2 separate regions of the Homo sapiens genome follow, and region 2 is linked to region 1. Evidence: chromatin contacts called from ENCODE Hi-C or POLR2A ChIA-PET data. All regions are on one chromosome and are shown on one strand. Each heading gives the region's core, a stretch centred on a gene start or an enhancer-like site at or near the end of the contact. The rest is flanking DNA. Distances are from core to core; before and after follow the strand shown.

The links. Hi-C counts contacts between places; a loop is a spot of excess contacts on that map. ChIA-PET counts read pairs that join two places held with the same protein, here RNA polymerase II (POLR2A).
Region 2: a loop to region 1 is called in a map with no recorded cell type, with 7 times the contacts of the local background. The contact joins two enhancer-like sites. A Hi-C loop is called at or near these places in 1 of 37 single-sample maps with no recorded cell type. POLR2A ChIA-PET finds 5 or more read pairs at or near these places in 6 of 52 experiments (A673, AG04450, Caco-2 and 3 more).

What each region holds. Positions count from the first base shown.
Region 1 is chr11:123,171,960-123,176,549 of GRCh38, forward strand. The region is part of intron 1 of CLMP (CXADR like cell adhesion molecule); the gene reads right to left. Among named protein-coding and RNA genes, the nearest start is that of CLMP, 21 kb to the right of the region's middle. Within about 2 kb of position 2,997, at least 13 of the 41 ENCODE cell types and tissues checked have a DNase peak (open chromatin) inside an H3K27ac peak, as active enhancers do; they include A673, where a contact is called at or near this core.
Region 2 is chr11:123,210,486-123,214,889 of GRCh38, forward strand. No RefSeq gene overlaps it. Among named protein-coding and RNA genes, the nearest start is that of CLMP, 17 kb to the left of the region's middle. Within about 2 kb of position 3,011, at least 2 of the 41 ENCODE cell types and tissues checked have a DNase peak (open chromatin) inside an H3K27ac peak, as active enhancers do; they include A673, where a contact is called at or near this core.

The DNA.
Region 1 (4,590 bases), core at 1,747-4,246:
TTCTAAGCATTTATACATATTCACTGTAGAGATTTTACTATACTGTATATACAATTCTGTATTTTTTTTTTACTCAACATTATATTATGAGCATTTATCCAAGTCATAAAATTTCTTTGTCATCTGTTTTACGAGCAGTGTTATATTTGATTATATAGATTCATGAATCCTAATTTACTTAGCCACTTTCTTTCTATTTTATTTTTCTTGAGATGGAGTCTCGCTCTGTTGCCCAGGTGCCTCCTGGGGTCAAGTGATTCTCCTGCCTCAGCCTCCCGAGTAGCTGAGACTACAGGCACCCACCACCACGCCTGGCTAATTTTTTGTGTTTTTAGTAGAGACGGTGTTTCACTATGTTAGCCAGGATGGTCTCGATCTCCTGACCTTGTGATCCACCTGCCTCGATCTCCCTAAGTGCTGGGATTACAGGCTTGAGCCACCGCACCCAGCCTACTTAGCCACTTTCTTATTTTGAGATGTTAATTTGTGCCAGTGTTTATGTTGCAATAAACTTTTATTGTTTATTTATTTGCTTTTTTTTAGACAGGGCCTCTCTCAGTCATCCAGGCTGTAGTGCAATGGCACCACCTTGGCTCACTGCAGCCTCAACCTCTTGAGCTCAGGTGATCCTCCCATCTCGGCCTCCCATGTAGCTGGGACTATAGTCGTGAGCCACTATACTTGGCTAATTTTTTGTTAATTATTTTGTAGAGACAGGTTTTAGCCGTGTTGCCCAGGCTGGTCTCAAACTCTTGGGCTCAAGTGATCCACCTGCCTTGGCCTCCCAAAGTGCTAGGATTACAGGTGTGAGCCACCACATCCAGCCAATAAACATTTTTTTACATTGTATTTTATTATGTCCTTAGCATAGATTTCTAACAATGGAATTATTGGGCCAAGGCTATGAATGGTTTTAAAATTCCTGAAGCTGACTTTTAAATGTTTTTTAAAGAGGTTTGTGCTGTTTGCACCCCACTAATAATGTATGAGCACTTCCAGAGGGATGTTTCTATAAGGGCCATAGTATTTTCCTTGTCACCATTTTGCATGACACCTTTTCAGGATGCATGAGATGTCACACCTTGCACCCTTAGATACAAACCCAGAGCTTCACTCTCAAGGTTAACATCCTCTTTTCCTAGACTTCTCTAGAACAATTATTAGTAAAAGCAGATATGGTTTGCTTTAATCTCTTACAAAGAGCTCGGTTCTGGGACAGGATGGTAGGTAAGATCCCCTGTTGGGAACAAGCCAGTGCCAGCTGCAGTGCTGATATGACAGCATGTGTAATTTCCCATGATATGAGACTGTTTTATGGCTGGAGCCAGCACATAGCCTGGGTTTTCTTGGAGAGTCCCTGTTCTATCCTGTTATTCCAAAAGTATTCTCAAGCCAGTCAGACCACAAAGTGACTTCTATTTGTAACACACAGTCTTACATGAATGCATTCATGGACACATGTAGATGTGGGCCGACATTCCTTTTTATACATGCCAGATGGAAGTCTGCGTGTAATAACCACAAGGGAATGACTGCATAGTGCCTGGCTCATTACAAAATATTTTAATGCATATGATCTCATCTTGAGGTTTGGGGTGATTAAGGAAAAGAGCACAGGCTTGGCAATAAGGTATATACTAGTTTGTGACTTTGGCCACATTTCTTAACCTCTAAGAGCCTCATCCTCCTCTGTAAAATGGGAGTTAGTGTCCTTGTTTTGCAGATGAGGAAACTGAAGCTCAGGAATAAGTGACTTGCCTAAGATCACAGAGCTGATAAATAACAGCTCTGTCCAGGATGCCGCACTCCTTCACCACATCAAAAAAAAATTCCAGGCCTGGGCTGAGTGCTGTGGATCAGACCTGTAATCTCAACAGTTTGGGAGATCAAAGTGGGTGGATCGCTTGAGCTCAGGAGTTCGAGACCAGCCTGGGCAATATGGTGAAATCTCATCTCTACAAGAAATCCAAAAAATTAGCTGGGCATGGTGGTGCATACCTGTAGTCCCAGCTACTTGGGAGGCTGAGGTGGGAGGACCACCTGAGTCTGGGAAGTTGAGGCAGCAGTGAGCTGTGATCTCGCTACTGCATTCCAGCCTGGGCAACAGGTGGGACCCTGTTTCAAAAAAAATTTTTTTTAATAAAACAAAAAATAAAAATTCCAGGCTTAGAAATTTAAACTTCTTAAGTTTAACCTTAACCTTTCCACCTTACATAGAGGCCAAGACATTGTCCTTCAGAGCAAGCTCTTCCTACACGTAATTACATGCTCCTTCTACTGCACTGTGCTACCTCATATCTCCCTCCACATCAGTTCTTTTGGGAACAGGAAATAGCTTAAAAGTGTTCTGTTTCATACTATGTATAATAGGAAATTCTGATTGTTTCCTTCCTTCTTATTCAGGGAAACAAGATGGTTAATGGGAAGGGATGGCATAGGCAAAGATCATCTGGACTAGGCGACATCCTATCCTGAATCCAGCTTCTCTTCCATCTGGACACTAAAGCTCTATCTCCCAAAATATAATATTTCATATCTAGGCCTGACATTGGGTCTCCTTGAGTTGTTTTGTTAAGCACTGAAAAAATAAATAAAAGAGCCTCCCACTTGCCCACTTGCTGCCTCCTTCCTCCTTTGGAAGATGTGTCTGGTCTCTGGGGAGACTTTTGCAATGGCTGACCTTGCTGGTCTATCCATCTTCTAAAGGCCCTTCTGTCTAGAGGTGGCAACCTAATGTCCTTTATATTCTCTCTTTTTTAAGGCCCCATGAATTTTCTTTAATCTAGAAATTAGGAAGCACTTAGGATTTTTTAAATGGTTATCTAAGGGTTATTTAATTCATCACCCTGTTACTCAACCCAGCATTCCTTCCCTGGATTAAAGCCATCTGGTGTGTGCTCATTGTGAAACATACTAGTGGAATGTTAATGCCTGTATTTTGGAAGCAGAGGCAAGGAAAGAGGGGAAAGGGGCTCTCTATTGCAAAAGTGGTAGCTTTTCTTTGGTGTTTTAGAGACAAGATCTCGTTCTGTCACGCCAGCTGGAGTATGGTGATGCAATCACGGTTTGGTGCAGCCTTAAACTCCTGAGATCAAGTGATCCTCCTGCCTCTGTCTCTCTAGTAGCCGGGACTGTGGGCCTGCACCACCATGCCTGACTTATTAAAAAAAATTTTTTTTAAGAGACGGGGTGTATTAGTCCATTTTCACACTGCTATAAAGAACTTCCCTGAGACTGGGTAATTTATAAAGAAAGGTTTAATTGACAGTTCTGCGTAGCTGGGGAGGCCTCAGGAAACTAATAATCACGGTGGAAGGGGAAGCAGACACCTTCACAAGGCAGCAAGAGAGAGAAGAGCAAAGAAGGAACTTCTAAACACTTATAAGACCAACAGATCTCACGAGAACTCACTCACTATCATGAGAACAGCATGGGGGGAACCACCCCATGATCCAGTCACCTTCCTCCCTCAACATGTGGGGATTACGGGTCCCTCCCTTGACAGGTGGGGATTACAAATTGAGATGAGATTTGAGTGAGGACACAGAGCCAAAGAATATCACAAGGTCTCACTATATCACCCAGGCTGACGGGCTCAAGAGATCCTCCCTCCTCAGCCTCCTGAGTAGTTGGGACTACAGGTGTGAGTCACCACGCCCAGCTTGCTTTTCCTTTATCTTTTATGCAAAAATACAGTTTGAAGTATTTTAGCTTTGGCTCAATTATTATTTATTTGAGGCATTGCATTGGTTGACAAAGGCTGCAAGCTTATGAGTCTCCGTGTCAACTCAATGGGTTCCATATATTGAAGAAACTTGAGAGGAAGATGTTTGTCATCTAGATCCTGCATAGAAAGAGCTCACTCTGAAAGATCACATCCTGGCCTTTGCATCAGGTGGAAACTTGAAGATTCATAGAAGTTTTGACTCCTGCAGCTGTGAGTTGCCTCAAGAAATCTTATTTTAGTTAGTTACCAAATGCTAGCCATTCCCTAGCACTAGAGTGTAAACTTAGGCCACTGGTCCTTGACATTTTCATTGCCTCACAGGGGAGTAAGAAAAAATATAGATGATGTAATCTGCATGTGTATAAAATAAGGTGTTATTAAAATACTTAGAATAGTGTCTAGTGTACATTTAGCACTCACTAAGTGTTAGCTATTGGAAACAGAGAGCTGTCCATGAATGGTTGCCAACTGCCTTTTTATCTTTGTTTTTGAAATTCTGCTTCTTTTTAGGAATAATTTTAACAGCAGGATGGTAGTTTGTATTTTGGTTTAAAACTATAGTCAATAATATTCTAAAAGTGAGCCCCTGATTTTGTGCCCAAGTTTATTTTTGAAATTACACTAGTTCCTGAAATAAAAAAAAAATTGAGAAACACTCATTTAGGCATGTCTGTATTTGAAATCACACTTTGATGTATAAAGATTCCTCTTTGAGTGACCCAAGGAAGCTTAACCATTTGGGCGTTTTGTTCAAGGAATGAGTATCTCTGGAAGGGAAATGGTAGGCTGGTGGCCCGCAGGCACCACTACTCCACAGGCTTCCTTTGAAGGTTGAGACTGAGCCAGTGGGACCCTAGTTGCTG
Region 2 (4,404 bases), core at 1,761-4,260, 39 kb after region 1:
ACAGTCCAGCAGCCCCTATGCTGGCAATAAAAATAAGCTCTGAGGATGGGAAGAAGGGATCAAGGAAGACTCATCAGTTTACCTTTAATTCCAATTTTATGTATTTATTATTATTTTTTTTAAATTTAAAGATGGGGATTTCTCTATGTTGCCCAGATTGGCCTTAAACTCCTGGACTCAAGTAATCCTCCCTCCTCAGCAATAGAAAATTTTGGGATTTCAGGCATGAGCTACAATGCCCAGCTTAATTCCTGTCTTTTTTTCTATTTTTTATTTTTTTATTTTTTTTTTCTTTGAGACGGAGTCTCATTCTGTCGCCCAGGCTGGAGCGCAGTGGCGTGATCTCGGCTCACTGCAAGCTCCGCCTCCCAGGTTCACGCCATTCTCCTGCCTCAGCCTCCTGAGTAGCTGGGACTACAGGCGCCCGCCACCACGCCTGGCTAATTTTTTTTGTATTTTTAGTAGAGACGGGGTTTCACTGTGGTCTCGATCTCCTGACGTCGTGATCCGCCTGCCTCGGCCTCCCAAAGTGTTGGGATTACAGGCGTGAGTCACCGCGCCCGACCAATTCCTCTTTTAAACACAAAGAAGCAGTCACTTATTTTGCCCCTTAAAATTGTCACCAAGTCTCCGTGCAACATATGCAGACTCTAACAAAGGGCAATGCAAAAGAAGCTCATCCCTGGATCAGTTAAAAATAAAAGGGCTGCAGTCTGTGCTTCCTAGAGTGTGTTCTGCATCCAGCAGCCTGATCCTAATGATAAACAAATAATATTCTACTCTGGGGGGCGGGTAAAGCTCTGGAGAGCAGAAATATGTGCACGGTTCAAGAGGCTTAGTGCAGTAGGCAGGAGCTGGGAGGCTTGGAGTCTGGGTGGTCTGCAAGTCACAGATTGTGGATGGAGACTGCTCTGGTTCCCCAACCCCCCTTCTCATGGAAATCCCTCTGTTCTGAGTCTGCAGCTCCCCTTCCCCTTGCTCTGCTCCCTTTATTCTGCTCCACTTCCATGCCCAATTATGGAGCAGAAAAACTAGAGGGGCAAAGGAAGGAGGGTGAAGGAAATTTGGAAAAACTCAAGTAGTCATACATATCCTTAAGCCAGTCAAGAAGAGGTGAGGCCGACGGCACTTGGGTGGGAGTGTACGCAAAGGGAAACGGCTGTCGAGAAGTCTGGGCATGACCGTGGCTGGGGAGTGGAGTCTCTGCTCAAGGCATGTCTTCTTTTGATCCCCATCCAAGGATTCCCAGTCCCTAAAGTGCCAAGAGGGCCTCAGCCAAGCGTGGACTCTTTTGTGCCTTTGTCATCGAGGTGTCATAAGCAACGCCACAGAAAGGTGCTAATAGCACAGTGCTTTTCAGACTGGGTTACTTCAGCCTCTTGGATTAGGGGAACTACAGAAGATTTATGGAACACCTTGATGGGATTCAATTTTACCAAAGACTTTTTTTTCAGGGGGGATTGCTATTTTTAGTATTAAAATAATTGTGAGTATATGATGAAATAGAATGTAAAATTTTAATGAATTTATGAAGATAAACACAAGAATTTAAAGACGTGTCCCAATTCTAGTGGCCTATTTAAAGAGGTATTTTCTTTCTCCCGTCCTTAGGAGTATTTGGGGAGAATGTGACGGGAGCTGCCCGATGTTCCCGGGGATCGATGAGCTGTTAGGGTTCTGGGATCTCCGCCCACCTGACTGGTCATCTCTTATTTCCTGTCAGCCCGTGAGGCTGGCTATTTCATGGTCTCCTGGGATGGGCTCACCCTTTCCTTTCTCCAAGCTTTTGTCCAAACAGTCACTTATGTTTGAGACAAGCTATCACCTTCTGACAACCACATCATGTCTCTTCTTCTCTTTACAATGAAATTGAAGGTCATTTTTTTCCCAGGAAGATTTCTCCGACTAAGCTAGGAGAACTGACTCTCCAAAGAGAATCTATAAGAATACCAGGCTGGGATGCCAAAACTACATGCTGATACAAAGCATTTGCAAAGGTTTGTATAAAACTTATTGCACAAAACTGTCAAATGCCTGTCTTATTTAGTAATCATTAAAACCCCATGAATTATACAGGGCAAGGATTATTTATAATTCTCATCTACCAGCCAAGTGATGGAGCATGGCAGAGGTTAAGTAACTTGCCCAAAACCACACAACTAGGAAGTGGTTCTTTTGACTCTCTAAAGAAAAATTATCCAAAACTTGGAAATAAAGGGGGAGAGTGACTGCGTGTTCTCTCAGTGTCACACTGGGGCACTGTTTAAAAACTCTTCTAAAGATTATTTAGTTCTGTAGGCAAAGTCAGCTTCCTGGGCATGCAACCTGTGCCATCATTATCCTAAACTCAGAACCCTGAGTTTAGGGGGGCCCCTCATTTGTTTAATGCTCAGCTGTTGCTGTCTTGAAATTCTCTTTTTTTTTTTTTTTTTTTTTGAGACAGAGTTTCACTCCTGTCTTCCAGGCTGGAGTTCAGTAGCACCATTTCGGCTCACTGCAACCTCGGCCTCCCAGATTCAAGTGATTCTCCTGCCTCAGCCTCCCAAGTAGCTGGGGTTACAGGCGTCTGCTACCACACCCGGCTAATTTTTGTATTTTTAGTAGAGACGGGGTTTCACCAATGTTTGCCAGGCTAGTCTTGAACTCCTGACCTCAAGTGATCTCTCTGCCAGAGCCTCCCAAAGTGCTAGAATTACAGGCATGAGCCACCATGCCCGACCTAAATTCTTCAAAATTTTTGAACAAAGGCCTCTGAATTTTTTTTGCACTGGGTCCAGCAAATTGTGTAGTTGATTCTGTCTCCAGGATAATAAATATCCCAACTGACCTTGTTATTTGCAATTAAGGGCTCAGCTCTGTGAAGTTGCCTGTTAACCTGTAGATATGGATCCGGTAGGGAAGCAAATGATTTCTGTCCATTAGCAAGTGTAATCTATACTTTTATTGCCCTGTGGAACATTAACTAGATTTGTCCCTGACTTTAAAAAACTTCCTGCGGTGCGCCTTTCCCTACGGGCTATAAAAACCCTGCTTCCTCAATTGCTCTTGGCGTCAGCTTTCCCATCTTACTGATTCCCTTTATGGATTAATAAATTAAATGACATCTTTGACAAGTGCTCATTTTATTCTGGAAGAGAATTATGTTTTTAAGTCTTTTCGGGAAATTATGCTTTGAAAGCTTTGCATTCCAAGCTCCTTCCATCATATTATGCTACTGAAGTCGCACTTTTCTCTTCCATCTGCTGATCGGGAGCCCACGCCGAGTCTGTTTGCGCACTGATGTTTACGCATTTTAGGCACAACTATTATTTTTGCTTGTCTTCTCACTCTTGGTATCCTGTAAATTCTTTTAAAATTGTATTTACTGATTTTTAAAAAGTGGATAATACATCCGCATGGTTCAAATTCAAAAGTTCAAAGGGTATATAGTGAAAATTTCGCTCCCATCACTATCCCAGGCACCCAGTTTTCTTCTCCAAGACAACATGTATGACTTCTACCATTTAATTTTACATATACCTTCAAATATGTGTATATATTCTTTTTGTTTGTTTTTTTCTACAAATAGTAGAACGAATATTCATATCATTGTCCTGCAACTTCCTCCTTTCACTTAACAATATATTCTGGAGGTTATTGAATTTTAGTGCATAAGGAACAAAAAACTGAAAAAAACCTCCCTCATTGTTTTATGGCTATATACTATTCCACTGGATAGGTTTACCATAATTTAACCATTATTTTATTTATGTGTGTGTATGATCTAAATGCCTCAAAGTGGATCTTATTAATAGATATTTAGTTGTTCACTATTGTTTGATATAATGAGCAATGATGCATTGAATAACTGTGTACATATATAGTTTTGCATGTGTGTATATGTATATATATACATATATATATACACACACATATAGATATATACATATATACATGAGATAAATGCCCAGAAATGAAATTGGTTGGTCAAAGAACATATACATTTATAATTTCTGACGTTTTTGAGAAATTACTCTCCAGCAAGGTTGTATCAATTTATTTCCACTTCTGCCGGGAATGTTCCAGAGCCCTTGCCAACACCACAACAGAGTGTATTTTGACATTTTTCAACTTCGAGATGGGAGATGGTATCTCATAGTTTTTACTTGCATTTCTTTAGTTAATAATGAGATGAAGCTTTTAAAATATATTTGAGAATAATTTCTTTTTCTGGGAACTGCCTTTTCATATCCACTGCCAATTTTTCTATTCGCTCACTAGTCTGTGATATAAGTGGTAAATATCATCTTCCCCTAGATTGTCTTTTTTAAAAAATAAAAAACTTTGTTTATGGTGGTTTTACTATGTGGACTTTTGTTTGATGCTGTCGAATTTGTCAATATTTCTTTCTATGGCTTCTAGTTT